Regions from separate parts of the Mus musculus genome. Here all the other regions are linked to region 4. A link is a loop called in an ENCODE intact Hi-C map of the cell type or tissue named here. Cell type or tissue: heart. All regions are shown on one strand. Each heading gives the region's core, and the rest is flanking DNA. Links, peaks and the distances in the headings are about the cores only.

Region 1 (8,161 bases), core at 2,631-7,630, 63 kb after region 4:
AATAATAATATTTAAATATTTTACTGAATATCAAGTACAAGAGAATGAAGATTATGAGAACCAGTTAAGTGGGGTGTGGGGGGGTGGGAGGTGGATGACTGTGGATTCCTGAAACATCTGGAAGGTTTGGCATGAGGTCGGCTGCATCATCTTTCCCTGCCTTAGCATTTAGCAATAGCTCCTAGAATCCTCTGGAGCCAGGAGAGGCTTAAAATGCAAATATCTTTGAGAGTCTGGTAGAAATCACATATGCAAATATCATTGAGAGTCTGGTAGAAATCACATATGCAGATAAAGTTTTGATATTGGTGTTTTCAAGTCTGTAAGAGAATCATCAATTCACCTTAGTTCCCCACACCCCTGCCTTTTTCTTTGGTAGAAAACTATCCATTTTAATGAAAGGTTCTAAAGTTTTATACTGAAAGTTGAATTTGTCCTTTCAGGAATGGTAATTTAGTCTGATGTAATTTAAAGCATGAGACTGATAACTTTAAAAAAATGTTTATTCTAGATAAAGAAACTTGAGAAAAATGATGGGGTACTGTGTACCTTTTATCCTGAAATGACAAGACTTTAATTTCTGATTCCACGGTTAACATTTTCCCTGTGTGTACTGACAACTGTCTCAGCGATGAGGAGGAAGCCCATTGAGATCTCCCAGTCCATTTGCTTTTATCTGCCCTGTGATCTGTCAGCATCCTCCTTGCTCCTCAACGGGAGAAGGTGAGATCCTTCAGCTATGGGTTAGATACCAACAATTATGCCCAGCCACTGCTTTTAGGGACCGGACAGACTAGGCAGTTTGTAGGAGGGCCAGAGTGGTGAGCTGCAGGTTGTGAGGCTGGCTGGTCCCACACTGGCTGAGGGTCTGGAAGTTGCCCTTCCTCTCTCAGGAAGTCACTGACTCGTGCTGAAGGATGATGGAGACAGACCCTGCACTGGCTTCATGTTCACACACACCCTGGACCCAGGAAGAAAGGGCTTCCTCGCCTCCCTGTGCAGTCAGGGCTGTGTGTTTTCTTTGCAGACTGTCACCAGACTGATCAGTCTGAACTCACTGGATATTACAGTCATGGGGGAAAGGGTGACCAATGTCACAAGTTGTCACTTAGAATCTGGAATTGTATGGATCTTATATGTCAATCTTTGCTTGTTACCTCTTTGTATAAATGAATTATATCATCATCATCATCATCGCTATCATTATTATTTTAGCAGATAGGATCTAGTTATTTAGCTCAGGTGAGTTTAAACTCACCTCCCGGTTCAACTCACCAACTACTGGGGTTACAGATATATGCCATCATTCCTGGCTTAGAACGCCATTGTTCATTTGATAGTTAATTGTATGCATTATTTGCTTTGTAGGCAGATTTGTCTTGGACACCATGATGGACCTATAAGAAGAAGATACAGCAGTGTCCTCAGAACCCTTCCTAAAAAGGCAATCAAAAGCCCCGTCAAAAGCCCAACTCAGCTGGAATGGAAATGGAAATGCAAAGGTCAGTTTTAGGACAGTTAGGCTGTTCCCCTTCTAGTGGATGCTAGTGCAAAGCGAGTTCTTTAAATTATATGGATGAGTTTGAAATGTCATACGGTAGATTGAGCACGAAGGAGAAGTGTTCAGATACTGTGGAAGCTGATAGCTAGCCTGTGTTGAATGTTCATTCCTCTAGACTGCCCAGCCGGAGGACAGACCACGTTTCCCCCACAGTCTCCTGGAAAGGGACCCACACAGTAGTAGGACCCTTGCCACAGAAGAAGTAATTGGGGCAAGTTTGCAATAATAGGCTCAAGTATCATGTCTCAGACTCCTGTTCACACCCTGTCTGCTAGAGGATTTTTCACTGCCCCCTTGCTTCCTATATGTTTCTCCCCCTTTAGCATTCTTGTTATCTAATCTCCTTTTGTTTCTTTTTTAAAGGAACATTTATTTTATGTGTTTTGTCTGCATGTCTGTCTATACACCACACCTGTGCCTGTTGACCATGAAAACCAGAAGAGATGTCTGGTCCCTTAAGAATGGAGTAACAGGTGGCTGTGAGCTGCCACCTGGGTGCTAGGAATTGAACTGGATCCTCCGAGAGCTGTCCGTGCTCCTAACCACTGAGATGCCTCTTCAGCCCCTCCTACAAGATTTTAACCATTCTTTTGCTTTCTGTCAGTTCTGATCTTTTATGTATCTTTTCCATAGACTGAATAGTGGTTCACTGGGTAGGGCTGTTACACTCAGAGTCAAGAGCATGGGTAAACATGCTGCCACTTTTATAGTTCAGTGTAGGTATGGATTTGAAAATCCTGTGGTCTGATTAAGAGTTGAAGGAAGTTGTTGGTTTTGTTTTGTTTTGTTTTTTGTGAAAGGGAAAGAAAGGAAATAATGACATAAGGCATTTTGTTAGTTAAAACATTTGTATAAAAGTATGAATCTATGCACACACAAAGTTCTGGGTCCTTTAGACCCAAGAAACCAGGTATAGTGGCACAGGCCTGTGATTCTAGCAGTTGGAAGAAGGAGCCTGGTAGATCTAGAACGACAAGGCCAGCCTGGAATACAAAAGACTCTAGCTCAAAAAAAGGTAAACAATAAAATGAAAAATTAGGACAGGGCTGTAGGCCAGGAGGTGTTCTTTCTGCTCCATCACATTAACTAAGATCATTGTCGTTAAGAGCAACAAAACCAATTCTGCTTGAAAATCAACCAATTACAGCCACTTCTGGTGTCCCTTAGCTGCTTAGAGGTGACAGGAGACTTGTCTCATTGAAATGAACAAAAGCAGGTTTTCTTTCTCCCCACTCGGCCTGGGGTGGAGCTCGAAGGACTGAGTTATAAAGTGGCTGTGGAGCTTTAGAGACAGGGCAGCCAGCAAGAGTGTGGGCTGGGCCAAGGGAGGAAGCACAAGGGGACAGCTTACAGAACTAAAACACCAGCTTCTTTGTTGAGCAAAAATATCAATAAATTGGCCATTTGTAGGTACCCAGTGTCCTCAGCAGTGGTGTCTATGGCAAGACTGAAGATGGATGAGCCATGTTTTCCTTGATTTTCATTGGAAACAGCAACCACTGAACACAGAAGTCATCCACCCTTCCATGGGTATGGGAGAGGACAATGTAAACTTTAGCATTTGGCACTTGGATATGTCTGGATTCTGAGAAGGTCACAGATTTATGTTGGATGTGTTTGCCCATCTGGTGGGAGTCTCAGAGGTCTTGGTGACTTTGAGTGATTGCTTCCTCTTACAAAGAAGTGATAATAAGTCATAGTTTACTCTTCTGGAACCTAAGGACAGGACCCAGTAGTCAGCTTTTCATAGCTAGTCAAAATGACTGAGGTAGATTAATAAAAAGAAAGAAAGATGTGTGTCTTAGGGATTTACTGCTGTGAACAGACACCATGACCAAGGCAACTCTTATAAGGACAACATTTAATTGGGGCTGGCTTACAGGTTCAGAGGTTCAGTCCATTATTATCAAGGCAGGAATATGACAGCATCCAGGCAGGCATGGCACAGGAGGAGCTGAGAGTTCTACATCTTCATCTGAAGGCTGCTAGCAGAATACTGACTTTCAGGCAGCTAGGATGAGGGTCTTAAAGCCCACACCCAGAGTGACACACCTACTCCAACAGGGCCATACCTTCTAATAGTGTCACTCTCTGGGCTGAGCATATATAAACCATCACAATGTGTTTGGTGGGTGGTTTCAGCCATAGTTGTATGACCCTGACTCTGGCCTGTGTTGAGAGGCAACAGTGATGGTGATATGGAGAGGGGATGCTTACCTCATGGTGGCCAAGAAAAGAGAGAGGGATGCAGGAGAGGAAGGAAGCTGAGACTGGGTTCTTAAAAATCCTACTCATAACCTAGCTTCCTTCCACTGGGTCCCACCTCCTACAGGTTCCACATACCAGGACATTAAAATGTGGGCCATTGGTGAGCATTTATGATCCAAACCATAATAGTATCTCAAAAAGGGCTTTTGAATGTAAGGAACTGGAACATCGAACACAAACTGTTTAACCTTCCCTATTGCCTTCTTCTCTGTGCCCTTTTTACTATGAGGGACTCAAGGATTCAGGCATGGCATCTAACATACCAAGGCTAGATAGCATGAGTTCACAGCTACAGGCTGACTGTCCTAGATACAATCGCCTACGACACCTGTAAAGATAGAAATCTATTACACACGGAGCAGAGAGGGAGGCCACTGCTGTTCTGACAGCAATGAGCAAAACGTACCCCTTGATCTCAGAGTCAGAGGATGACCAAGTGGCAGGTTTGCTGAGGGCCAGCAGCAGATTGTCCAGGCCAGCCACCAGTGGCTTCCAGAGTATAGTGTGATAGGAAGCTGGGTTTGCCATGGTTATAAGCTGGAAACAAGTGGCACTGTTGACTACATCTTGGGTGGCTTGGAATGTACACAATTCTAACCCAGGGGACACAGAGATTCCCTGAACACCCAGACATTTGGTTAGCAGCACCTTTCATCCGGTCGTGAGTCAGGAAGTCAGGCAGAAAAGAAAAACTATTAAGAACACTGAGCACACCAAGTAGTTTCCTTCATTTTCCATTTTATTTTGTAACACAGCTTTTCAGTGAGGAGCCAGGTGGAAGGCAGGAGGATAAAACTGAGCCTTCCCTGAAAATCTCTGACAGTGCAAAAGCTGCTATTAACCGTATTCAACTTTATTAAAATGTTTAACATTAAAGTAACAGTGGGTTTGATGTCAATGAGCAGCGCTGACAACCAGCATTATCTTCAGGTGACAGAAGTCTCTTCACAGAATCATGGGCTAACTTAAAAACAAGGACTACTTTTCTTTGGCCTCCTCCTGTTTGCTGAGCTGTGCCCTGTAGAACATCTGATACCCTCCTCAACACTTCCAGGGATCAAATGATTACCCCACTGAAGGATTAAGGGCCATCCTATCCCCTTGGCTTGGATATTGGAATTTTCATCCAAATGACCTTGGGTGTGTTGAGAAGGATCAGGTTTTAAACATCTCACCTTGAGAACTCCCTGGGGAAGGGCTTTCTTCCAGACCTCCAGCAGAGCTATAAACTGCCCAAGTTTATCTCATGTGGGATTAACCCTTGGGTAGGCACAACACAAGGACTTGAGGGGTCTTCTGTGACAGAATGGGGGAGAGAATAAAATAAAGATCGCTGTCTCTTCTGAGGCTCTGTATCAGCTGGACTAACTCTTTCTCCCTTTCTCATCCATCAACATGAAGGAAGGAATAAAGTTTGTCCCATCTGCTCTGTGTAATTTCAGTTTTCCTTTTTGAAATGGGGTCTCCAGTAGATCAGGCTGGCCTGGGACAAGGTAATGGAGGATGGCTTTGGCTTCCTGATCTTCCTGCCTGTATCTCCCAAATATGTGATGGCTTATTTTAAGGAGTCCCACTCACACAGGGAGACAAGAGAATACGTTTCTGAGACTGGATAAATTTCTGGGGTAGACTTAGCAGGAGGAAAGGAAGACAGAGTCACAGGTTGCTTCTCAGACAAAGATTCACTATGCAGCTCTGGTTGTTCTGGAACTCAGTATGTATACTAGGCTGTCGTGGAACTCACAGAGCTCTGCCCGCTCTGCTCCCACGTGCTGCACTACCTGGCTGCCTAGGAGTATTTTAAAACAACATCAACGATTGCTTCATAGGAACTAGAAATATCTGAAACCTGTGGTAGAATTTGACAGGAATTCCCTGTTGGCCAAAATTGGAAAGAAGTTCCACTGGCCTTTGTCCATACCCCAAAGGGTATGTTTCTTTATGCTTTGAAAATTTCCAGCAGCCATTTTCAGTTCTTTGTTTTGAGACAGGGTGATTCTATATAGCTCAGGACGACCTGGAACTTGTGGCGAGCCTCCTGCTTAAGCCTCCCTAGTCCCTCCGTTCCTGGAGTGTGCTCCCATGCCTGGCCACGTTGAGTTCTTAAGCCATATCACAGGGAGAGCTCTCTTTCCCATTGGTGGTTTTAGTATGAGGATCTTAAAGCTGACTGTGGTCAGGGTTCCTGTGGTGAAACTGGCTGGTGACATTCACAAGTGGTCACAGATATAGCCATAGGTTTCCATCTAGCCACTGCTGCCATGCATCCTGATAGCTACCTGCATGAGGATTAGCTTTATGCTAGACAATGATTTAGATTGTTGACAGATTATGTTTTTCTTATTTGGGAGACCAAACAGGTGAATAGCCCTCCAATGGCTGCTAATCTCAAAAAAAAAAAAAAAAAAAAAAAAAAAAACCTAGAACAGAGGAGATTTGGTGGCCAGCTGTTCAGTCATGTGTACCATCCAGCTAGAGAGAGGCTTTTGTTGGGTATGAGAGGGTAAGGAAAGGCAGTTATGGAGACAGGCAAAGGAAGGGGATTGGGGAATTGTCATGGCTTCCAGAATTCCTAAGTCAGCTACATGAAGCATCCTGTTCTTACATAGGAACAACTTGCCTTTTACTTGAGCTATGCTGGTTTATGTTACCCATGTAAGATATCTGAATAATTTGTGCTAATAATGTTAACTTTTTAAAAATAAAAACATTACCAAGAAAGAATAAGGTGAGTGTTAAGGGTTGACAATAAGAGGGCTTAAGAAAAATAAATGCTGACCTTGTTAGGGGAGATGACTTCATAACTCTCATAAAAACCCAGCACTGGGAAGCTGCAGACAGACAGATCCCCGTGGCTCATTGGTGTGCACGTCTAATTGGTGAGTGCCAGGACAGTGAGATCCTTGTCTCCAAAAACAGTGTGGGTAGCACCTGAATCATAACAGCTGAGGTTGTTCATGCTTCCATTGTATGTACACACACACACACACACACACACACACACACACACACACACACGGACACACACACACACATGGACACACACACACAAATATAATTTAAAAAATAAGATGAAGAGTGATGAAGGAAGATGTTATAACTTGACTTTGACCTTTACACCATGCACATATGCTCATACTCATAAGAATAGGTACATACAACACACACACACACACACACACACACACACACACACACACACAGAGCGATTGAGAGATTATTTTTCTTGTCAATAGCAGGAGTCTCAATCTGTGTTGAGATGAGAACATTTACTAGCAGCTGCAAACCAAATTTAGAAGGATTGTGCCCAGGTCTCTGTTTACAGATACCCAGCTGTGTGGGGCCCAGTAGGGCATGCAGAGTGCTTGCTTTTCTGAGTGTCTATAGTTCTTCCTTTTCAGTAAGTTCAGAAGAGGAAAGAAGTATTTGACCCTTCCCATACTGTACCTGACACCCAAAGCACACAGGAAAAGACTGTTGGATGAAATCATTGTGCTATTTTTAACCCCGCTGAAGGAAAGACGAAAATTCTCTACTGCAAGAAAGCCATCAGGAATTCAGAAAATCCAAGATTGCATGTATACACTACTATAATGTATATGTGAAGTGTTATAATATATATATTCACTACTGTGATCCATGCATGCACTGCTGTAATCTATGTATTCACTTGCAATCCATGCATGCACTATTGTAACCTATGTGCACTGAGACGCACACACAGCAGTTACTGATTCTCTAATGCGTTTCCCTGCTGCACAGATTTTGAGTATGTCTTCAAGGTTTACTGCTGAGCGGTAGGGATCCCCTGTGAGAGTCCTCAGAGAGAATCGCTGACTCCTGGACTCTGTTTCATGTGCTTGAGTTTCTCTTATACCCATCTGCAGTTTCAATCTGAGGCCATGACAATGACCATGTGCTTTTTCTTGAGTCTACCTAATGAATCATTCAGCATAGAGATGGCCAGAACACTCAACTACAATTTACTGTTGTCACAAGAAACAGAAAAGTGATGTCGCTAAGCAATACAATGTTGCTATCTGGTAAACTTTTAAATATGGAGAACTGTTGAAATAGACTTAACTAAATGCCACATTTATGGACTAGAAGATTCAGTACTTGAATTCTGCTGAATTCATTTATAAAGTCAATGTTATAGTGAAGGTCTGGTCGGTTTTATGAGGCTAAAGTTGGTAATATCTTTACAAGATTCACACAAAAATATAAAAAGCAAGGAATCTTGATGAAGAATTGTTTATATTTCTGGCATCAAGATTTATGAAGATACGGTAGAGAATCTGATGTCAATATTAAAGGAGGCAAGTTTCCCAC
Region 2 (8,161 bases), core at 1,836-6,835, 210 kb after region 4:
ATCATACATTAGAAGCTAAAAAACATGCATACACTTTCTTTCTTGGAACACATAGGAGATTGTGCCCAGGGCCGCTGTGACACCAAAATCCATATGGGTTCAAGTTCTTCTGTAAAATGTGATAGAATTTGCCTGTTAGCTACACACAACCCTCTGTAGAGTGACCATCATCTCTAGATGATTTACTATGCCTCGTGTGTTTACTTAGCTGTCTGTCATATTAAAACTTGGCAAGTCTCACGGCTGTTTACTTGGTTCTAATCACTGGAACACCAGAGTCTCAGAAAGGGAGAGAGAGGGCCAGTGCAGGACTTAGAATTTGAGTATTAATGGGATGTTAGAGGAATGTTAAAAGGATTTCAGGTGTGGGACTTGAGAAAATTGGTTCTTCAATGTAGATCTTTTGGGAGTGGCTTATAGAAGACATCCCAGAGAAATCTTGTATCCTTTATATCCTGTGTCTATGCTGCAGGAAGATGACCCAATAAACCAAGAAGTAAGCCCTAAGAGACACTGACTTTATAGGCACAATTGTCTTAGACTCCATACTCTCTAGAACTGTAAGGGATACATTTCTGCTGACAGGATGAAAAAATGTTTTATTATACATGGTGTTATTTTCTTTATACTAGAGCTAGTACACTATATTTACCTGATGATTGGTTTCTTCTTCTCTTCTCTTCTCTTCTCTTCTCTTCTCTTCTCTTCTCTTCTCTTCTCTTCTCTTCTCTTCTCTTCTCTTCTCTTCTCTTCTCTTCTCTTCTCTTCTCTTCTCTTCTCTTCTCTTCTCTCTCCCTCCCTCCCTCCCTCCCTCCCTCCCTCCCTCCCTCCCTCCCTCCCTCCCCCCTCCCTCCCTTCTTTTTCTTTTTTCTGTTTTTTTTTTTTTTTGCCAAGGTTATGCTATCTGAACAAGGCAAAATCTGACCTTTAGACCCTCCTGCCTCAGCCTCCTTAGTGTTGGACTGTAGGTTTCCATTACCTTACTGGCTGTTAATTGACTTTTTAAGTTTTAATTTTCAAACATATGCATAATTGCAAAATATTTGTCTCAGAGAGGAAAGAGTTATTCTAGTTGTACTGAAATTCATTCTGATAAATAAATAAATAGCTAGAGGTAAAATCTGCCCTTTGTATTTAATATACTTGTTAATACATAGCAACGTTGTCCCTGCGACATCTCTGTGTGTACACCTATTGTGTCCTGATGCTGTTCAGCTTCCTCTTGCCCTCTCTCCTTGTTTCTCGCCGTGGTTCTCCCTGCTTGCTTTAGTAATCCTCTTGACTCCTTCTAGGTCTTAAAAATAACCCTAGAATCTCTGTGTGACTTACTTTATATAACACAATGACCTCCCAGCCACCAACGTCCCTGTAAATGACACAAGATTATTATTCTTTATGCTTGAATGCATACATTTACATACATATCCAATATATATTCCATAGTTTCTTTGTCTGTCCCAATGTCACGTTGGGTGCTTCTGTACTTTGGCTGCTGTGAATAACTCCCCAGTAAGTGGATCTCATGCATACTCACAAATCCCTTCCAGGGAGTCCCTCAGTGGTACACCTGGATTGGACTGTGGCCCTGCTGATTCTTGCTGAGGACAGCTGTCCTGACTCTGGGAGGTGGGATCTCACATGGTTTGGAACTCCATCTTCCTAATGACTGAAGACCATTTTGTTTGCAGGTATTTATTGGCTGTTTATCTGTAGTTTAAGGAGTATCTCTTCACACTTTATGACTATTACATTCATTATTAGATTTCTATTATTTCGCTATTTATTTTTAAGTTTTATTTAACGACTAAGATTTTTCTCCCATTCTATAGACTGTCTGCACTTGGTAGAAGTGTTAAAGTTTGTTATAATCATGTCACTGATTCTTGCTGTTGAGTTCTCAGCCACGAAGAAGTTGCCTTTGCTCATATCTCGACATTATTCTCTGCTTCTTCCAGATGTGACCACAATGCAGGTGTTTGATGGGAATCGGGTCTCAATGTTAAATTCGATCAATGGAGGACATGAGTTTTGGTCCTGGTTTTAAACAGACGATGTGCATGCATAAGATCGAAATTATTGCCCCCGTCAGAAGTGGGCCTTTGCTTCCTGAGGCAGATGACTTGTAAACCACAGTTTCACACTTTATAACATGCACAGGTTTGAGTCTGCCGCCTGTGATTATCCATTCCCCCGGGCTTTTGTGCTTGACTGTTTAATGCAATAACTTAGAAGGCATTGTCCCCACCCCCCCCACCATCTTAGGATGTAATTAATGAATAATTAACTGCTGCTAGACTCCAGAGATCCCATACCGACCCTCATAACTGTGTTTGCATCTCATGCGTGTGCCTTATCATAGTTGTCTGGCTTCTTGCTTCTCATTTCCTTGTGATAAGATTCTGGGCACATTGAGTCTCCGGAAGTAAGCTCGCAGGGCTGCCCCGCGAGTTTATTTGAGGAAGGAAATAATCAATTTAGAGCTATTAGGGCTGGAGCCCTTATCCAGCTCATTTCCTTGTCTAATGCTTCGCAAGCTGATATTACATGTTTAGACTTCAAAGCCTCAGCCCCGGGCTGTGAGGGCTTTCATTAACTCGCAGTTTCTCTGGAGCAGTGAGTGTTTGTCATTAACATGACTATAACCCACAGACTTGCAAACAGGGGCCATAAAAGTTGTCGGAAAAACTTGTGCCACTCAGCCCAGGGCTTTAGCTTAGGCCTCTATTCATTCTGTGTTGCTGGTGAAGTGCAAGGGCGGGTGGGGCCAGGCTCACATTCAGAGGTGTGTGTGTGTGAACATGGTGGCCAGAAGTCAACCTCTGCTATCTTGTCTGAGCAACAGTTCACCTAGTCTGGGGACAGGGTCTCTCACTGGGACTTGTCTAGCTGGCTAGACTGGCTGGCCAGTGAACCCAGGGGTTCTCCTGTCTCAGTCTTTGGGCTGCTGTTAGGATTGCACGTGCTTACCACCAGGCCAGGTATGTGTGTATGTGTGTGTGTGTGTGTGTATGTATGTATGTATGTATGTATGTATGTATGTATGTATGTATGTGGGTTCTGGGGCTCAGGCTTAGGTCCTCAGGCCTGGGTGGCAGACTCTTTACTAGCTCTCCCCAGCTTGATCCTCACAGTTTTTTATTTGCTTCGTTCCTTTCCCCTATAAGGTTCAGTGTCTTAAAAAATAAGAGTTTTGTCCTATCAGCAGAAGAGTGAAAACTGTAGATGGGTATCTAGTCCACATCCAGGTGGGGAATTTTTGCCCTCCCAGTCCCATCCCCCTTCCTGGTATTATACAATCTAATCCAGACACAGGCAGCAGTTAATGTACCATCAATAGGAAAGGAAAACAATCAAACAAAAAGAAGGGGAAGGAGAAGAAGAGAGAAGAGAGAAGAGAGAAGAGAGAAGAGAGAAGAGAGAAGAGAGAAGAAGGAGGAGGAGGAGGAGGAGGAGAAGGAGGAGGTGGAGGAGGAGGAGGAAGAGGAGGAGGAGGGAACAATTCAGGAATACTAGAAGGAAAAAGGGTGTTATCCTGAAGGCAAGAAGCTGACCATAAAAATCAATAATTATAAATCTGAGATTGTGACTATCTGCTAAATCAAGTTAGCTTGGTGCTCACTATGTGGTCGTCTTCTGGCTGTACACAGGACACTGCTTTCCTTCACTATGGATCTGAATAGGCTCCTGGGAAAGGCTAGTGCGCTCTGCCAGTTCTTAAGAGAGAGGTCCAGTTGGACAGAAGTAAGGAGACAGTTAAATGGGATCAGTACTTGTCTCGTGGAACATTGCTTCTCTTCCAGCTCCTGCGATAGCAATCGATGGAGGCACTTGGACCACCGTGGGAGGGCTTCCGGTCACACAGAGGAGCGGGTTCCAGAAGGGGCTGGGCTGCCAAGGATCTGCAGCTGCTGTTGGAGCCTCCCCTGGTCCGGAGTGGGAAAAGCAGAACAACCCCTGGGGAAACACGATAAAAACACGGAAATTGTAGGAAAATCACTAGCAGTTGTCTGGCTCTTTTTCTGTGTCAACGGGCTTTTGTTTAATGTTTTAGGTATCTGAACGCCACCGCGGAGGCTTTTGTTTGGTTTCCCTCTAATTAAAAATAGCCAGCTCAGCAGTGTATGGTTGTAACAGTAAAGATGAGAAAAGAAAATTCTAAGCTAACATAAACTCTCCTATCCTGTTCATAGTTCCTGGAAGAGATACCTCATCAGTTTAAAAAAATGTTTTTTGTTTTGTTTTTTTTTTGTTTTTTTTTTTGGGGGGGGGTGATGGTGGCGGTGCTTGTACTTACTGATCAAACACATTTACAATTAATATTTGTTTAGAATTTGTTTAGAGTCCCATTAAATGATTTTTTTTGGACGGGGATAATATTATCTTACGTTAAAAGAAAAAATAAGTGCCAAGCCCTCCACAAAAATCTATGAAAGAATTTAAAGACAGAACAAAGTTTTGTATTTTTAAAACATTGTTCTTTTTGTATTCCCACACATTCCTTTGGGAAAATGAAAGGATTGTTCTGACACATATCATAAAAGCTGGTTTTCTACACGATGGGATTGACTTGCTGTGAGAGTTGTCTTGTGATAATTTTAAACGGGAGTGTAAGAACAAACCTGGTTTTCTCAAGTGTTCTAGTAGTATTTTGAAAATTCCTTATGCCCAAATACAATGTAATATTTGATTTGGCTCAGATATACATTCACTCTATTCAGGTTGAATAGTCATTTGACTTACTAATCCCATGGTTCACCATGTCCTAGGAACCGGCCCCCTGCAGCCAAGGGAAGTAAATGCAGGTGCTGATCTCGCAGACTTTCTGGGTCTTGGTCTCAAGTATGTTTTAATCTCCTGGGTCTGGTGGGGAAATGGTGGCCTCAGAGAACAGACTGGCCTGGGCCAGAGACAAGCAAAGGAGTGCTTTTGGATCACACAGTGTGCAGGCACCATTTGGAATGTGTCCCCATCCTTTCCAAGTCTCCGACGGCCTCTGGCGCTTCCTTTGGACCTTAGTACCCCCCAGTGCTCTTTCTGTGTGTCTGTATTTTAGGAGGTGCTGGTACTACTTCAGGTTTTCTTTCTAACCCCCCCCTTCTTATGTTATTGTTTCTTTTTGAGCTAGGCAAATGACTAAATCAGAAAATGACAGACTCATCCTTGTATACTTATTTGTTACTTCTAAGTGTGGGGTTGGACAGGAGCAAAGATGGAGAGTTTGCACACACACACACACACACACACACACACACACCATGGCATGCATATTTTCTAATCTTGTATCTACCATAGCATTGTAGAAATTGGCATTTTTATAGGTGAAAGTGGTCAAATCGTTACAGTTTTAACAGGGATAATAGTTATAACACACCTGCATTTATAAGAAACACTAAGAAAATTGCTATTGTTTTTTATTATTTAAAAAAAGCTCTGAAATATAAATGTCTATTTAAAAATGTACTTAGAATCCTTCCCATCCCAGCTTCCTGAGAAAACCACACCAAATGTAATTAACGTAGCTTCAGATGTGCAATCCCCCGACGTACCATTTCACAACTGCATATGGTTTTTCTAAAAAACGTCAATTGCTTTCAGTTGTTGCTCTAAATGGATGGAAATTTGTAACATCACTTGCTGACTTTAGTCAAGTTTTAGTACCGGGATTATTCCAGCAAAAGCTGCCTGAGTTTTCACAGTGAGACACAGCGTTCCTTCGGCTGGCAGCCCGGTGTGGGCGGGGCCACCTCTTATCCAAGTTTCTCCCCTGTGGTTTTGATGATTCATCTGCCTCTTCCTGTCTCTAGATGGGGACCACATTTTGCCAAGAGTCCTGTTACACCCTCTCTTGTTAGTAGAGAATTGCTCCAAGCAATGTTCTCTTTCCTGTTAACACCTGCACCAAGCTGTTGAGGAAAGAGTTTTCAAAGCAATCCTTTAAAAAAAGATTCTTGTCTCTGTAAACGGAGGGAACATTTCTTCCAAATGTGAAAGTAATTGTTTATAGGGCCAAAATTACTCAGAGTTCCATCTAAATATTTAGTGTTAGTAGCATTCATAAGGTCAGTTGCTATAGTGAGGCATCTTCATGTGTACACCACATCAAAACCCACACTGTGGCCCAATACACTGTCTACTGTATTGTAATGACATCCTTCACAACAACTCATGGGTCCAATAGTTTACTGGAATGAGAAGAAAATTTAATAATATTTGTTTATTGGTACCCAGTGTTTGTAGTTATTAGCTTATTGTGAGTAATTTGATATTTTGAGAATATTCAACAGTTTACATATGGTGAATCCATCCATCCAACCAGTTTACCCACTCACCCACCCCGCCCACTTATTCACCCACTACGTTCCCATTCACATTCATCTACCCATCACTCACCCATTAAGGCGGCCCACCCACTCACCCATGTATCCACCAACCGCCCACCTATTTGCCCAACCCTCACATCTCTCCCTTCTAGTCTGCACACCCATGCCATCTATCTGTCTATCCATTCCATCTGTTGTCTATCCCCCTTCCTGGACACTCTAGAGACATTCTGAGACTTGGAAGTTTTGTAGAGAAGGCATCGTAGTTTCTGGACAGTTGGGGGAAAACTGAGTGGCACTCTGGTCAACAAAGTTCACAGACTACATACTCTTCATGAATATAGTTATAAAAATCCAGGACAGGAGAAAATAATCAAACACCGTCAACCAAAGCTGGCCATGGTGACTCAACATCTCAATTTTTTAGAACTCAAGAAGCTGAGGCAGGAGGATTGCCACAAGTTCAAGACCAGCCTGGACTACACAGTAACAGGTCAACTTGTGACATTCTGCAGTGAGATCTTGTAGTAGCAATGGCTCTCCATCCCATAAACCAGGACTGAGAGAAATCCCATCTAAAAAGAAGAATAATTGTAGTTTTACATTTAGAAACATATGTAAAATACATTATACACACCTTCAAAATTATTTCCCAGAGAACCCAAAAGCACACATTCCAGAGAAGTCCTATAACATCTGTCACTGCTTCTGCGATTGGAGACACATCTCAGTGATACCTGGGGGTTAAAGGAGGGATGAGAAGAACAGGCTGAAGGGAGGAGCAGGCCGACAGAAGGAAAGGAAACAGATCAGAGAATCCTAAACAGAAGAATAAAGCATAGAAAGACACAGCATCGCCCCCTATCGGAGGCCTTGCTTCCTGCAGTCTCAAGTGCTGATAACTCAGCTACTGCTTACAAATATTAATGAAAAAAGATGGAGGCTTGGGATTTTATTTCGGATTAGAGTGTGACCCTATGTGTCTATTTCCTTCTCTTGTTCAATGGTGTCTGTGCACACTTTTTGTTAGCAGGGTCTCTGTTTTTGTAATTGTTGTTTGGATCGGGTAAGAGTGCATGGCCCAACTTCTGCTGTTCCATGTAGGCATATAAAGGCCCACCAGGAGCAAAGAGAAGTGGGTAATGTTCCAGAGAAACAGAAATTTACTGCTGGAGACAAAGCTGTAAAGGATGGAGACTTGCTATTCACACAATAGGAAACACCTATTGTTGGTGGCAAAAATTCTTTAAAAGGTCCTGAAAATTGAGATTAATTAGAATGTTTCCCATTCTATCCTGGGGTTATGATGTTCTCTATTCTCATCAGATGGAAGCATCCACAGCCTCATATGGACTTAGAGGCCTCCAGGTGAGCAACCAGAAGTTGTATGGGAGGTGTGTGTGTGTTTCCCACAGAGTTTCAGTTTGGGGGTTTCCCCCAGAGTTTCAGTTTTTGCTTTTTGAGGTGCCTCCATACTGATTTCCAAAGTGGTTGAACTCATTTTGTCTGGCACCAGAAGTGGGGTACCTTTTCCATGTATCAGTCTTTAGTATTGTTATTTTGGGTTTTCTTAAATTTTCCTATGAGGTTTTCTTCAATATTTCATTTCAGTTGCTATTGCCCCCCTTCCACCTTGCCCCTCATCTTTATAACCCCTCTTTGCCCCCTGTACTTCCTAGTACAATATTAGCCCTTCTTTCTGCTGTTGCCCCCCCCCCCAAACCTCTTTTATTTCAGTCTTCTGGAATCCTCTTTAGTTTTCTGGTCTTCCCCCATATTGTCTCCCACCTAAGTACACACACATACCTCACAGTTAATGGCTAGGGTCTGCTTATGATAGG
Region 3 (8,161 bases), core at 1,270-6,269, 76 kb after region 4:
CAAGAATTTCAGACTGATTCTCCCCCCAACCCCCACACACACTTATTCTGATCACTCATCCTTCATATATTTCTTGGACAATAGGCACCCAGGGACTCGGATTTGATTTACAATATGTACTGTTAGAGAATAGTCTGTGTTGGTTCAGCCATTCTTAATAGGGGCAAGTTAGATGGCTGGTATTTCAAGGGAACAAGCTTTTTATGTCAAAGAACCACATACAACACAGATATGTTCCTGTCTGGAAGACAGAAAAGTCATTTAGACTGTGCTTGTCACAGTTTCAACAGGGACCAACACTGCTGACCCTTCTGATAACCTTGGGTCCTTGTAAAAGTCCTTAGATTGGTCTATACTTCACTTTGCATAGCTAAACCAGGATGCTAGAATCTCAGTTTGTGGCCTTGGCTCCAACACCAGCATTGCAGAGAATGAAAGCAACAATACATACCTATAGTCCCAGAGCCTGGGAGGTGGAGGCCAGAAGATCAGAAATTCAAAGTTCTCGGCTATGTAACAAGTCGCGAGGCCAGCCTGGGATTCATGAGACCTTATCTCAGAACCACTGTTTCCCCCCCACAAACAGAAATTCTATTATGTATTAAACTCAGCAATCCATTTTTGGAGAATCATAAAATCATGGAACTGAGAAACAAATCCAATCCTTTGGTGGGAGTTCTGTCCCCACATGTTAAATGATTTTCTCAGAAGCACTGGTGACTGTGTGTAGATGAATGCTAATATACTTAGACTTGACAAAAGTCACTCGACTAGTGAGTCATACGCCAAAGACGTGAATACAAATATGCCATCGTCTCCAGATTTTGAGTAAGAAAAAATAACGATGTATTTTTAAATTATTTTGACAAAGACTCATAATAACAGACTAATAAAATGTTAGTTCACCAAGAGAGCCTAGAAACGACCTACTCCAAAGGCTTCATTTCCAGATGCAAAGGCTGACCTTCAACTGGCCACACCCAGACTCAGCCTTGTGGTTTCCACTTGACAACCCTCATCACAGACACCTTCACCCACTTTTGCATGAATTTTAAATATTGCTGTGTTTCAGACAGCATGGGAGAAAAGGGAGGGAGGAGGGGAGAGGGGAGAGGGGAGAGGGAGAGGATTATTAAAGGGGTGGGTTTACTTCCTTAACTAATAGTCTTCAGCTTTAAAGCCCGACTCTTTCTAACTGTTCTGTCATTCAAGGTAGTACTGAGTAGTACGGCAGTAAGAAAGAGGAGCCTGCTGAAGGGAGAGATCTCCAGGGCTTCCAGACTACATAGACCAACTGAAGCAGACATGACAGGAGAGTTAGTAATGTGAAGAAGAGGAAAAAGTCCTTTGTTTACTTTGTGGAATGATCTCGTATCGCTGGGTTGAGGTACTGTTCTTGAGGGGCAGAGGCCATGTTCATGTGTGACAGTCTCTTGGGTTGGGAGTATGGAAAAGATCCTTCTCTACTTAATACACTCTTAGGGTCTCTCTACTTCTCTCTCTCTCTCTCTCTCTCTCTCTCTCTCTCTCTCTCTCTCTCTCTCTCTCTGGTGATTTAGAAGGAGGACAGAAAAGATAAACAGATGAATACAGCGTAGACCAGGAAGCTTTGCTGATGACTTCTGCCAATAGTTATTAAGAAGTACACACAACAGAAGCCATTTTTGATCTGGTATGGTATACATGAGTGTGTGTGCACACAAGCAAGTATGTATGTGTGCACATAACAAACATTGTTTGACCATGAATGATCTTCCACGATGCTATCTCTTCACACTGACACACACTCTTCTGTAAGCTGTTGCCTTTTGTCCTCAGTAAGTTTTTAGTGAGCCTAGACTGTTGGGTTGGATCCCACTTAACCATTCAAAGGCTTTGTACTTAAGCTGATATTTTAAAAAAAAAAGTTTTCCGAGGACACTGTGGCGGCGGTGGGAATGCTGTGTTTCGCACACACTCTGGCTGTTTGCGTGAATGTTAATCCTGCAGATGGACGAGATCTCCCAGGGTTCCAGACTGGATGAAAGAACAGAGACACATGGCCAGAGAGTAAATAACAAAGCGAGGAAGAGGAAAAAGCACTTCGTTTTCTTCTGCCTGGAAAATAAATATGCAGACGTTTAAAAATCAATGACAGATGTAGACTATTTTTACAGTTAATAGCCATGGAGATAGTTGAGAAAACAAATAAACAAACAGAACCAAATTGCATCTGGAAACATTTTCAGTGGAGGCCCAGTGAAGATGGAGTTGGATGATACATCCGGAGAGGAGCTGGGCGAGAATAGCTCTGAAGCTCAGGAGGAGATATTTTTGTTTTGCTGCGTGCCCAGAGAGAAGAAATAAAAAGCTAGTGTGAAGGCTGATACATGAATCCCCTGGCTTGGTGCTCCATCATACACAGCCTCTATTTATAGGACCATGAAGTGGCCATGAATCCTGGAGAGCTCTAGTATAGCAGTTTCCGGGGAATGGAAGAAGGAAGGAGTTGTCTTTTGAGAACATGTGTCATAGATTGTAAGTATCATTTTAGTTCATATCCAGAAGTTAGACAAACGGCTACAGCTGGCTTCAAAAACACTAGGAGGTAAGAGTGTTTCAGATGGCCCAATTCCTGACTAAACTCCCATTACTGTAGAAAATCACAGACCAGGCAGGAACGACTATTGGGTTTCAACCACAGATGACTCTCACTCCTGTCTCCCTGAAGCCTTGTAAGTCTATAATTTTCAGTCCAGTACGAGCACGTCTTCAATGGAACCTATTCTTCAGACTCACTTCCGAGTTGCACAAACACCTCTTAGTGCCACGGTTGCGGGTGCGAACTAAGGATGTTGGGAGAAGAGGAAAGCCAAGTGGATTTGAACTTGGCTGGCTTCACTGAAGTGCCACAGTTACACTGTGTGATCTCACCAGGACCCATGTGTCTCACAGTGAGAAATTCACAGTTGCAAAACAAACTCCCTCTGGCACTGGAACTTAGGGAGTGGAGGCCAGATTAATTTCAAACTTCGAAACGCTTGGGACCACAGTCCCTGCTTCATGGTCTCCTGAGGTTTGCTCTTTCTGGAGTTTTAATAGGTGTCTTTAGCCCAGCAGGGGAGACTTGGCAAACCTGAGGCAGACTCCTTCCAGAAGCTTCCTGATCCTCTGGACAGGGGCCAAATTTGTCAGTGGGAAATAATCTTTAGAGGTATCATGAACTAAACTGTTTTGCCATGCTCTGAGCACTGGCTCTCAGTAATGAAAACGTAGGCTTGCAAACAGGGCATGGAACTGTCTCTCGAAATGGTTAGCAGGTGGCAGCGCCTGAGGCAAGACTTTGTGGAGCTCTTTAGAAACCTTCAGTGGACTTAGGCACACTGGGAAAAAGTGAGTCAAGACAGAGGCATGCCCGAGCTCTCATAGGAACGTGTTGAGGTAATTTCCCCCTGTGATCCTGTCTGTGTGGTTAAACAGGAGGCTGCATCTTGAGTTGCCTGTAGAGATGACACTTTTAACAGACACTCTTCAATCTAAATAGTCCTTACATTAGGGGTCTTTCCTGTTCTTCAATTACTGTTTCTAGACGCTTTAAACATGATCTATAGGTTTCACTGACAGAGGTGTGTGTGTGTGTGTGTGTGTGTGTGTGTGTGTGTGACCCAGGGTGGAAGCAGGAAAGATGGACAGGAACACACAGGACACAGGTCACCTCAACCCTGCTGCAGAACAGGATTGAAGTACGTGGGCAGACTTGTTCCTGCCTTTACCTCAAAGACATGCAGCCACTTTCTGTTTGGCTCAGGACTTGCACTGTGACCTAAGGTTGTCGTCAGGTCTTCTTGTACATGGGAGACTGGGAAGACAGTGTTAGCTCTAAGATGTTAAGCAGTTTTCTGAGGGTTGAAAAGTTTGCCCTTCTCTTGTTGTGCAAGCTCCATCCCTTGGCCTTAGCAGCTACAGCTGTTAAGTCACTTTCCAGAGCCCTAACTCTCCATGACTGTTTTACAGCCTAGGATGGAGGAAAAAGAGACAAGCAACTAAGGACAGCACAGTGCCTCCTAAATGTTCCCTCACTGAGAAGAAACCCTGAAAAACAAGGCCACAAGAAAGTCACTGTTTCTGGGGACTACCTGCTCTACAGGATGTGAGCAGGGGCATGTGGGTACCTCAGATGCACTCTCTCCTCTTGGTCCTCTTGGTCCATGGCTTTCTCAGCAGTGCAGGGCTCTGCTGTCTGCACGTTTTCAGTGGACAAGGCTCATCTGGTCCTTACTCTGTGACCAGTTGCAGCTGAGCCCAGCTGGCTACAGCTGTGTGGGAGCTGTCTGAGAATGCCACTAGTCATGGAAGGTGTTTAATATTTGTAAGGGGAGTAAAAGGCTTGGTGCCAGGCTCAGCTAGCCACTGGAGCTTTCTATCTGCAATCTGCTGGTCACTGAGGGTCACTTGTGTGGAGTCATAGTGAAAGAAGACCATGCCCTACCGTGATGTGGCTACAGCTGGGCCTTGGTCCCCCAGAGATGAATGTGTGAACCGTTCTCACGGAGGCTTGTCATGACTTCTCCTGAGAGCCATCTCAGTAAGGCCCTCAGCTCTTCATTTATTTTGGAGTAAATTGTGGACAGGTTAGATAATGTGATTGATTGTGAGAGTTGTCTCTTGGTAAGGAATACTCCTCCTTATGGTGTGTGTGTGTGTGTGTGTGTGTGTGTGTGTGTGTGTGTGTGTGTGTGTGTGTAACTCTCACTGTATTATGTCTCTGGAGCAGCCTGAGATCAGGAAGAAGTGAGATACTCAGGGAAAAGGGCACAGGTTGGCAGGAATGGCTGAAGGATGTTTGGCTGAAGATAGATGAAGGGGGGGAGGTTGGTTCATGATGTTCACGCTTGTGTGTGTGTGTGTGTGTGTGTGTGTTTGTGTGTGTGTGCGTGTGTGTTTGTAGGTCAGAAGAGTGGGTTATCTCCTTCCATCATGTAGATCCTGGGAATTAAATTCAGGCTGTCAGTCTTGGTGCTGGTGCAGTTACCCATAGAGTCATCGCCAACCCTATTGTAACAAGTGTGTTATGCTTAATCCTGATTACAGCCGTGCCTGACTTCTGTGGATCAAAGACCAGGAAATCTATTGCCACAAGACTTGAGAAACTGGGAAACAAATTACCGTTTGAACTTACAATGTTTAATTACACCAAGTTTATCACCAAACTTCATTTACATGCTTGGTGAACACAGTCCATGACCTCTGGTAACTGTTTAATAGTGGAGATCTAACTCTAACAGGTACCATTTATTACAGACAAACTATGTGCCTATTGCTGTTAGGCACACATGCTAGTGGCTTCTTTCAGTTGAACCTTTGTCTTATTAAAGGATGCTAAAAATGGCCTATTCATATAACATAAACAGGACCTTCTGTATGTTTCTACCTACTTATTAACTTCTCATAAAGTCTAATTTCCTGGCACATATTTCTCTTGAGATTTTATAAAATATGACTACTATGGGTCAAGCATTTTTTTCTTATGAAGCAGAGAGAAAAAATAAAATTAATATTGTCTTTCTTCTTTTCCTCTAGATGCAGCTGCAAAGAGTGAGTGAGACACATGCGCAGAGCCCTGGATGGAAGCATGTCAGCAGCTCAGGTCCCATCACCAAGGGGCCTGGCTTAATGTCACATTTTCTTTAATCTCCGTAGCCCATAGACTTGATTGGCTCTCGACATTATACTTCCTTCTGTTTTGATATTAAACCTACCACACTTGATGTGGGTCAGGGCTTTTGTTCTTGACGTTGTATTTTCCACATTTCCAAACTCTCCTGATCTAGAACACAAAGGCAGTTAATAGTAACAAATGCCAGACTAGCTAACAGAGATGGGCCCATTAGATGTTACTCAGAGCCTCATATCTGAAGTATCGGCCATGTTATTTAGTTTGATCATCGCTGAGATCAAGTGCTTGACACAAACTTTCTGGGGGAGGAGAGGTTTATTTTGCTTAGCCTCACGGTGGGGACAATGTGTGCCAGTGACTGAACTCAGGTCTCCAAGGCTTGCATGACAAGCACCTTTATCTGCTGAGCCATTTTGCTGTACCCGAAAATTACACGATCATGAAAGAGTCTGAGAATGCGATTCCATCCAAGTTTACTTTCTGTTCTGTGCTTTATTGGTTAAAACACCATCATTCTAACCAGAAGATTAAATGGCAGTCACTTTAACCTTGAACTATTACACTTCTATGCCTCGGTGTCCCTGTCAGTCACCTGATTTGGAAGTCAGCAGTGTCAGGCTCTGTGGCTCTGGTTGTATCTTTCTGATATCGAACATCTTTTCATAGACTCACTTGTTTCTTTGAAGAGATGTCTGTTCAGATTCATGAGCCATTTGCAAATTGGGCTACTGGAATAATTGGCGTAGAGAGGCAGGAGAAGGGTTTGAATTGGGAGAGTGGTTCTGTACCATATGTAAGCTGTGACTATATGCTGGGCTGCAGGCTGTCGAGGCTTGTTCCCTCCTTTGCTGTGAAGAAGCTTGCTGGTCTGATGTGGTCCCACCAGTTATGTCTGCCGCTGGTGTGCATACTTTTGGTGTCACTGGCAAAATCACTGTCAGGACAAACTAGAATTTTACAGCTTAGCACTTAGTTTTCTTTTTCTGTGTGGTGTGAGATGCCTCCAACTCTGGTCTTTTGCATGTGGACATCTGGTTGTGCCATCACCATTTGCTGAGTCTTCTTTACTGATTGTGTATTTTTGGTATTCCTGCTGCAGTCAGTTGACTATTTGCCTGTGGGCTTAATCCTGTAGCACTCTAGGACGCTTTAATGACTAGGGTGTCTCGTCTGGGATGGCTGAATATTTTGATATAAAAAAATCAGGGGATGCTGACGTGTCTTTATTTTCTTCTAAGATTTTGGGGCTTTACAGGATTCTTTGTGACTCCATAGAAACTTGAAATTTACTTTTCCCCAAGACTGGAGGGATGGCTCAGAGGCTAAGAGTCATTGCTTTTCTTGCAGTAGAACCAGGTTTCATTCCCAGCACTCACATCAGGAGGCTCACAAGCACTTGAACTCCCAGTTACATGGGATCTGACATGCTCTTCTGACCTTTGAGGTCATCTGCCAAGACTTGTACATACACACAAGAACAGAGACACACCCACACCCTCACATACTGACACACACACACACCCCAATTGGATAAGGATTATACCAGCTCCGCAGTTAGCTTAGAACACAGCATAGTATATCTTTACTTATGTCTTTTAAACTATTTTTCATCAGTGTTTTCTAGTTTTCAATGTGTATGTCTCTCACCGGAATAGATAGGCTCAACTCCAAGTCTTCATTGTTTTCACGTATTCTTTCTCTACTTCCTCTCCAGAGAGTTCATCACTAGTGTGTAGAACATGATCTGACGGTCATTGATTTGTCAATTCTGGGATTCTCACCTGTGAGGAACTTGCTTTTTGTACAGTGTTTTGTTGGTTTGTTTTAGTGGGATCCTTAATATTTCCATATATGATGTCCTTCTGCTAGAAAACAGAAACTGTTCTATTTCTTCCCTTAGATGTTTTTAATTCCCTTTTTTGCCTTTTTGCTTTGCCTTGGACTTCAGCATCTTGATGACAGAACGTGACAAGGGTTTGTTCCTTTCTTGCTTTGTTCGTGATTTCAGAGCTAAAGATCTCAGCTCTGCGTTGTTGGGGTTGATGCTTTCTGCAGGCTCTTCAGGTCTGGGCTTTGTTCTGGTTTCTCTCTTTCCTGCCTTTGTTGAGAGCTACTTATCTGGAAAGTGTGTTGACTTTTATTAAGTACTGTTTATCTGTCTAGTGACACACCAAGTGATTTTTTTTGTACACCATTCTGCTAATTATAACTTCACATTAACTAGTAGCTCTTATTATCTATCTATTGAACCATTCTTCTATTCCAGGACTAGATCGCTTTGGTCATTCCGTGTGGTCCTTTTGGTGGTGTTATATTTGCTGTGTGTTATGTGAGTATTCTTGTACCTATGTTGATCAGGAAGATTGTCTGGTGGATTTCTTATCTCATAGTGTCTTTGATTTGAGCACCGTAGTAATGTTGGCTTTATACAACTAACTAGGAAGTATTCTTGATACTTTTGAAAAGTGTAAGGAAAGTTGTTAGTTCTCCAATAAGTATTTGGTA
Region 4 (5,000 bases), core at 1-5,000:
ACCATCACCTTTCTGCATCTTGTGTTTTGGTTTGTTTGATTCTTGCAATGCTAAGCTCTGACCCTAGAGCCTCACAGATGCTTGGCAAGTACTACACCAGGGAGCTACATCATACCCCAGTGTGGAACGAGCCAGCTGTGGGCAGATGAGGTACCAACCAGCCACCTCCTGGGACTTTCCATCTGCTTTGGGCTACCTGTGGACGGCAAGGGCTAGGGTAAAGAGCTTCTAGCAAATGTTGTGTATTCATTTCATCAAGCTTTCCTCCCCCCACCCCTAACCCCTTCAGTACTTTCCAGAGTGAAAATTAAGATGTGGATAAAATCAGGCTGTCTACATCTTAATCGTGTTGATCAAACCCTTAGCAAAAAGGAAACTAAATGCTGGTAGCTTTGAGAACCTGCCTTCCCTGAGCACACTCTCTTCTACAGCACAGCGGCATCAGCCCTGGTTTGCAACTGAACATGTGTGTTTCATACAGCATCTGCTGCTTAAGTATTAATCTCTCTAGGTCTGTCTTGAGGAGAGCCCAGGTATGGGGTATACAGATGGTCAGACCAACTGTCTAGGGAAAGGCTGGAATCCGGCTTTAAGTGGTTCCCTTTGGAGGCTGGAATCTCTAGCTCAGAACACAGATTAATAAAATCAGAGGAATGATTTCCCACACCACCACTTGCCCAGAGTCGGGGGAGATGAGCTTGCTATTGGCTAACTGCCTTCTAGCAGCTGCTGTCCATAAGTGAGGGTCAGATGTTATGGGGAAGGGTGAGAGAGGCCAGGATAGGCGGGGTACCTCTCCTGTAGATCAGAGTTCATTATCTATCATGTCTTCCTTTACACACGTCAGCTCATAGGCTAGACATACTTCTGTTGATTTGGGTTTGCACATAGCTCCATCCCTCGCTTCCACAGACCTCATTCCTACTTGACAAGGGGGGTGTGCTTTGTGCCAAGCGCCTCATCTTACAGTAACTCATTATTACATGAGGATGGAGACAGATCTGTGGATGAAAGTACATTGCCTGTTTATGAGCCTGGATCGGAGGGATCCTGTTGAAAGAGCGATTGTTCTTGCTTTATATTAGTGATCCAAATTTAATTTCTTTAGACTCTTCCTGGGTTGTCTTTTCCAGAGGCTCCAACTTGTATGTGTAAGTTCCATAGGGTGGATTTCTTCCTCAGGAGAGAAAGAATACATAGGTACCTTCTGCCTCTATGCCCTGTCTAGAGGGAAAAAACAAACTTCAGAAATTAAAATAGTAGTCCATTTTACAAGGCGATGAATATAGGAGTATCGCCAGTAACTCTGAGGGGTTGAATTCCGTGCTGAAGGAAATGAAGTCCGTTTTCCAGAGATAGGTATCATCCACTTTTAAAGCACGATACAGTTTGTGTGTCCCTGCTTTCCTTTCTTAAGTTAGAGGTTGTTTATTAGGTTATTGCCTTTAAAGTACTTACTGCCTGCATAACAAAACCCCAAACAAAACTAGGAGAAAAACGAACAAGGACAAGTGCGCGACACTGAAATTATTATTTTCTTGAGCTCGGTGGACAAGAAAGAAGATGGTAAATAGCGATTACTGGCTGCTGCGAAAGATGCTGCGTTGTAAATTGAGATGAGGATTTCCCCAGGAAGGTCCCTTTCCTTCTCTTTAAAAAAAGGGAGGCTAGCGAGGGCTTTCCGGGCTCCTGCAGCCTGAGCGGAATGGCTAAGGGCTCCTCTCTGCGCCACAAGCTTGACACCAGGCTTCATTTTACTGAGCCAAAAAAGGGTCCTTTTGTTGGTGATTTTTTTTTCCTTTCTTTCCTTTCCTCCCTAGTGTCATCTCTCATGGTTGCCTGGGTAACCAGTGTGTATCCTTTCAGCATAGGTTACTGGGCCCCAGGAAGGAAGTGCTCCAGCGCTGGCCTGCTATTTTTATAGAACTGTTACATAATACAGTCTATTAGAGCTTCCTCTTGGTGTTTTATTGCACAAAGGGGAAATTAAGTTTGATGACGCCTAAATGTTGGATGGAGGATGTCAGGTGACTCTGGGATTGTTTGGCTTAGGCCATATAGCAACAATGTTCCCATAAGCAGTTCTAGGAGAACTGACATTCAATCGAGCCCTTGGCAACGATCCCACCAGAGGAAGCAGGCTCTCTCTGTGATAGTGTAGCCACAGACAGGCAGGCTCTCTTCCCAGCTGAGGCAGAGGGACGTTTTTAAAGATGCAGCTCATACACTTTTCTGAGACTGGGTGGTTGCTGGCAAACGGAAAAGTTCAAAGACAGGGCTAGGCTGCCTCCCTGACTGCTGCTGAGGTATATGGTCTGGTGGCTAGGTTTGCCTCTGGGCAGCTCTGAAGTGGTCCTGGGGAGGTAGGACTTATGAGGGGGACAGATGAAATAAGTAACCTCTAGCAGACTCACAGGTCTTTGTCACAATATCTAAGGTTTGATTCAATAGGAAATAACAAGCTCTTAGCTTGTTTCTCCCCATTGGACTGCCTATAGTTGGTTACCAAGTTGAAATAATGAGGGTACATATATGTACGGCAGATCAGAAGTTCTGTCCCAACATAGACACAAGCCTCTGTCCACAGGGAGACATAAGTCTACAAGGGTCTGGAACACTCTCATTTCCATAACCTCTGTCATCTTGGGCCCTCCCAGCATGCACTGGGGCTGCCAGGACTTTTCTGTGCTCTGCTGCTTGGTAGAGGTCCTTTGTCTATGAATGACTCTGCCTCTCAACAGACTACAAAACTCCTTTTTCTTGTGTTCTTCCTCAACAGTGTTCACACCGAAGTTTTGAAGGTTTTTTTTTTTTTTTTTCATATCAACCATTTCTCAGCAGACAGGTGGGTGACAGGTATCTTATAGTATAGACTGGGTCTGACATTAGGAGATGGAGGGTACCTTTGGTGAAGGTCTCAATCTCCCATGCTAAGGTCCGGTTCTAAGTGATATGTCCTGGTTTAGCCACAGCTTCTGTCTAATCTTGCTACAGATCAGGTTTCCAAGCTCAGGATGGCTGGAAGAATGCTAAAATCTTTCCAGGAGGGGTTTCTATCTCAAGCAAATACTTACCAGAATGGGCATCTATCTCAAGCACTATCCATTTCTAAAACTTACCTCATTCAGGTAAACTTAGGTGGAGCTGCACGGGGCTTCTTATGATGGTATATGAGCAGCTAGGTAAAGAGGTACATGGAAGTCCAGAGCATCCCAGGGCCAGTGGCTTCTGTTCTTGCAGCAGTTGATGACTGAAGCACAAAGTGTTCATTAAACTCGAAGCCCTGTGAAGCCCTTCCTGTGAAGTGGTATTGTTCATGTACACACGATTTAATCACTGGAGTTGGTCATCAGGTCAACCTTGACATCAGCTGCCCCTCTAAGGAGCCCCGGGTAAGCCTGATGTTTCCCATTCTCTAAGCAGGCTTTCTGTGGTTAAAAGGAGCTTGCTGGGAGGAACTTATAGCTTGGGAACTGAGGCAGGCATGGTGCTGGAGGAGCTGAGAGTTCTACATCATGTTCCAAAGGCAAACAAGAAGATTGGCCTCCAGGCAGTTAGAAGGAAGCTCTCTCAAATCCCACCCCCACAGTGACACACTTCCTTCAACAAGGCCACACCCATTCTAACAAGGCCACACCTATTCTAACAAGGCCACACCTCCTAATAGTGCCACTCTCTGGGCCAAGGATATTCAAACCACAAGTATCTACTAGAGAAGTCTGCTTGGACTTGGGTTTAAGCCAATAGAAAGTCTTTATTAGCAAGCTAGCAACTACACAAGCCTTTTTCAGGGTGGGCTTTTAAACACAAAAACCCCATATCCCGGGTTAGCATACTTCAGTTAACAAGAACAGCTAGCCAGAAATGATGCACAGAAACCGAAAGGCAAGGTTAATACATTTAGAGACTTTCCCAGGACTGTGGACTTTAATGGATTAGGTATTTCTCATTTCAGCCAGTGGTGCTGTTTATTGCTGAGAGTTACAGCCTGCATGGCGCTTCCGTCATGGAGTCAGGTATGTTAAAGTCTGGGGTCCTGCTACATTACTGTCTCACCAACCTTTTTCTCACTACCTGCTGTAATCCAGCCTTCTCTCTCATCTCCACCTACCGCAGCAATTGAGGATCTTCTTTTTCCTGAGTGTAGATTAGCCTAGTTTCCCAGCTAATTGTTTCTCTCAGCGTTGACTTCTGGAAGCAATACTGTATTTCGCCTTTGGAATAAATTTATAGTGTTATCATGTCAGCTTTGATTGTCATACTATTTTAAAGCTTGAATTTCACACTCCATAACCTGATCCCTTATCAATCTTTCTCTCTTTCTTTTTCTTTCTTTCTTTCTTTCTTTCTTTCTTTCTTTCTTTCTTTCTTTCTTTCTTTCTTTCTTTCTTTCTTTCTTTCTTTCTTTCCATCTAACTGTTTTTATGTGTGCCTGTTCATATGTGAGCAGGTGTGCTAGGAGAGGCCAGAGGACAACCTCAGCCATCATTCTTCAGGGGTTGTCTGTCTACCCGATTTTTGACACAGGTCTCTCTTCCTGGATTGGAACTCATCAAGCAGGCTAGATGGGCTGGCCAGCAAGCCACAGGGGTCCACATGCCTTCACCTGTTCTGTGCTGGGATTAACAAGAGCAAGCTACCATGCCCAGAGGTTTGTTTTTTTTTTTTTTCTTTCCACACATTTGTTCATTTTGTGTGCATGTGGATATGAGTGCCTGTGCACATGTGTGCGTGTGTGTCCATGTCTCCATATCACTGTGGAGGTCAGAAAAACAACAATTTTCTGTTTCTACCATTTGGGTCCCAGGGTTTGTGTCTAGTTACCCTGGCTAACCCCTTTTTTCTATTTATTTATTTATTGAGACTGATGCTGTTTACAGAACAAGAATGATGGAGAGGGACTGTTGTACCAGGAATTAACACTTTAGCATCTGAATTGAGGATCATACTTCGTTGCCTGTTACAATGGACAATGGCCCCTCTTGTGGAGGTCTTATCCA

Evidence for each region. Peaks named below come from ENCODE experiments on the same cell type or tissue, not always from the same donor. Only the 100,000 strongest peaks of a DNase experiment are listed, where the experiment ranks them.
Region 1: a loop joins it to region 4, with 3 times the contacts of the local background. A loop is called at or near these places in 3 of 42 quality-filtered maps.
Region 2: a loop joins it to region 4, with 4 times the contacts of the local background. A loop is called at or near these places in 4 of 42 quality-filtered maps.
Region 3: it touches region 4 in a loop (2.0-fold over the local background); 3 of 42 quality-filtered maps call a loop at or near these places.

The regions. Positions count from the first base shown.
Region 1 is chr3:37,827,624-37,835,784 of GRCm38, forward strand. 4930556A17Rik (a long non-coding RNA gene) reads left to right here and starts at 595. Exons shown (of 3, transcript XR_880780.3): 1 at 595-723; 2 at 1,369-1,502. In heart, for the core only: no CTCF peak of the experiment used is centred there; no DNase peak of the experiment used is centred there; H3K27ac peaks cover 539 bases.
Region 2 is chr3:37,972,898-37,981,058 of GRCm38, forward strand. The region is part of intron 2 of Gm20755 (predicted gene, 20755); the gene reads left to right. Among named protein-coding and RNA genes, the nearest start is that of Gm22899, 18 kb to the right of the region's middle. In heart, for the core only: a CTCF peak has its summit at 3,939; DNase peaks (open chromatin) are centred at 2,454, 2,794, 3,854 and 5,754.
Region 3 is chr3:37,842,545-37,850,705 of GRCm38, forward strand. It overlaps 4930556A17Rik (a long non-coding RNA gene), which reads left to right. Exons shown (of 3, transcript XR_880780.3): 3 at 5,560-5,756. Among named protein-coding and RNA genes, the nearest start is that of 4930556A17Rik, 18 kb to the left of the region's middle. In heart, for the core only: no CTCF peak of the experiment used is centred there; DNase peaks (open chromatin) are centred at 2,357, 2,967, 3,847 and 4,327.
Region 4 is chr3:37,767,536-37,772,535 of GRCm38, forward strand. Gm42210 (a long non-coding RNA gene) reads left to right here. Exons shown (of 4, transcript XR_880782.2): 2 at 3,956-4,016; 3 at 4,528-4,651. Among named protein-coding and RNA genes, the nearest start is that of Gm42210, 17 kb to the left of the region's middle. In heart, for the core only: no CTCF peak of the experiment used is centred there; a DNase peak (open chromatin) is centred at 2,006; H3K27ac peaks cover 365 bases.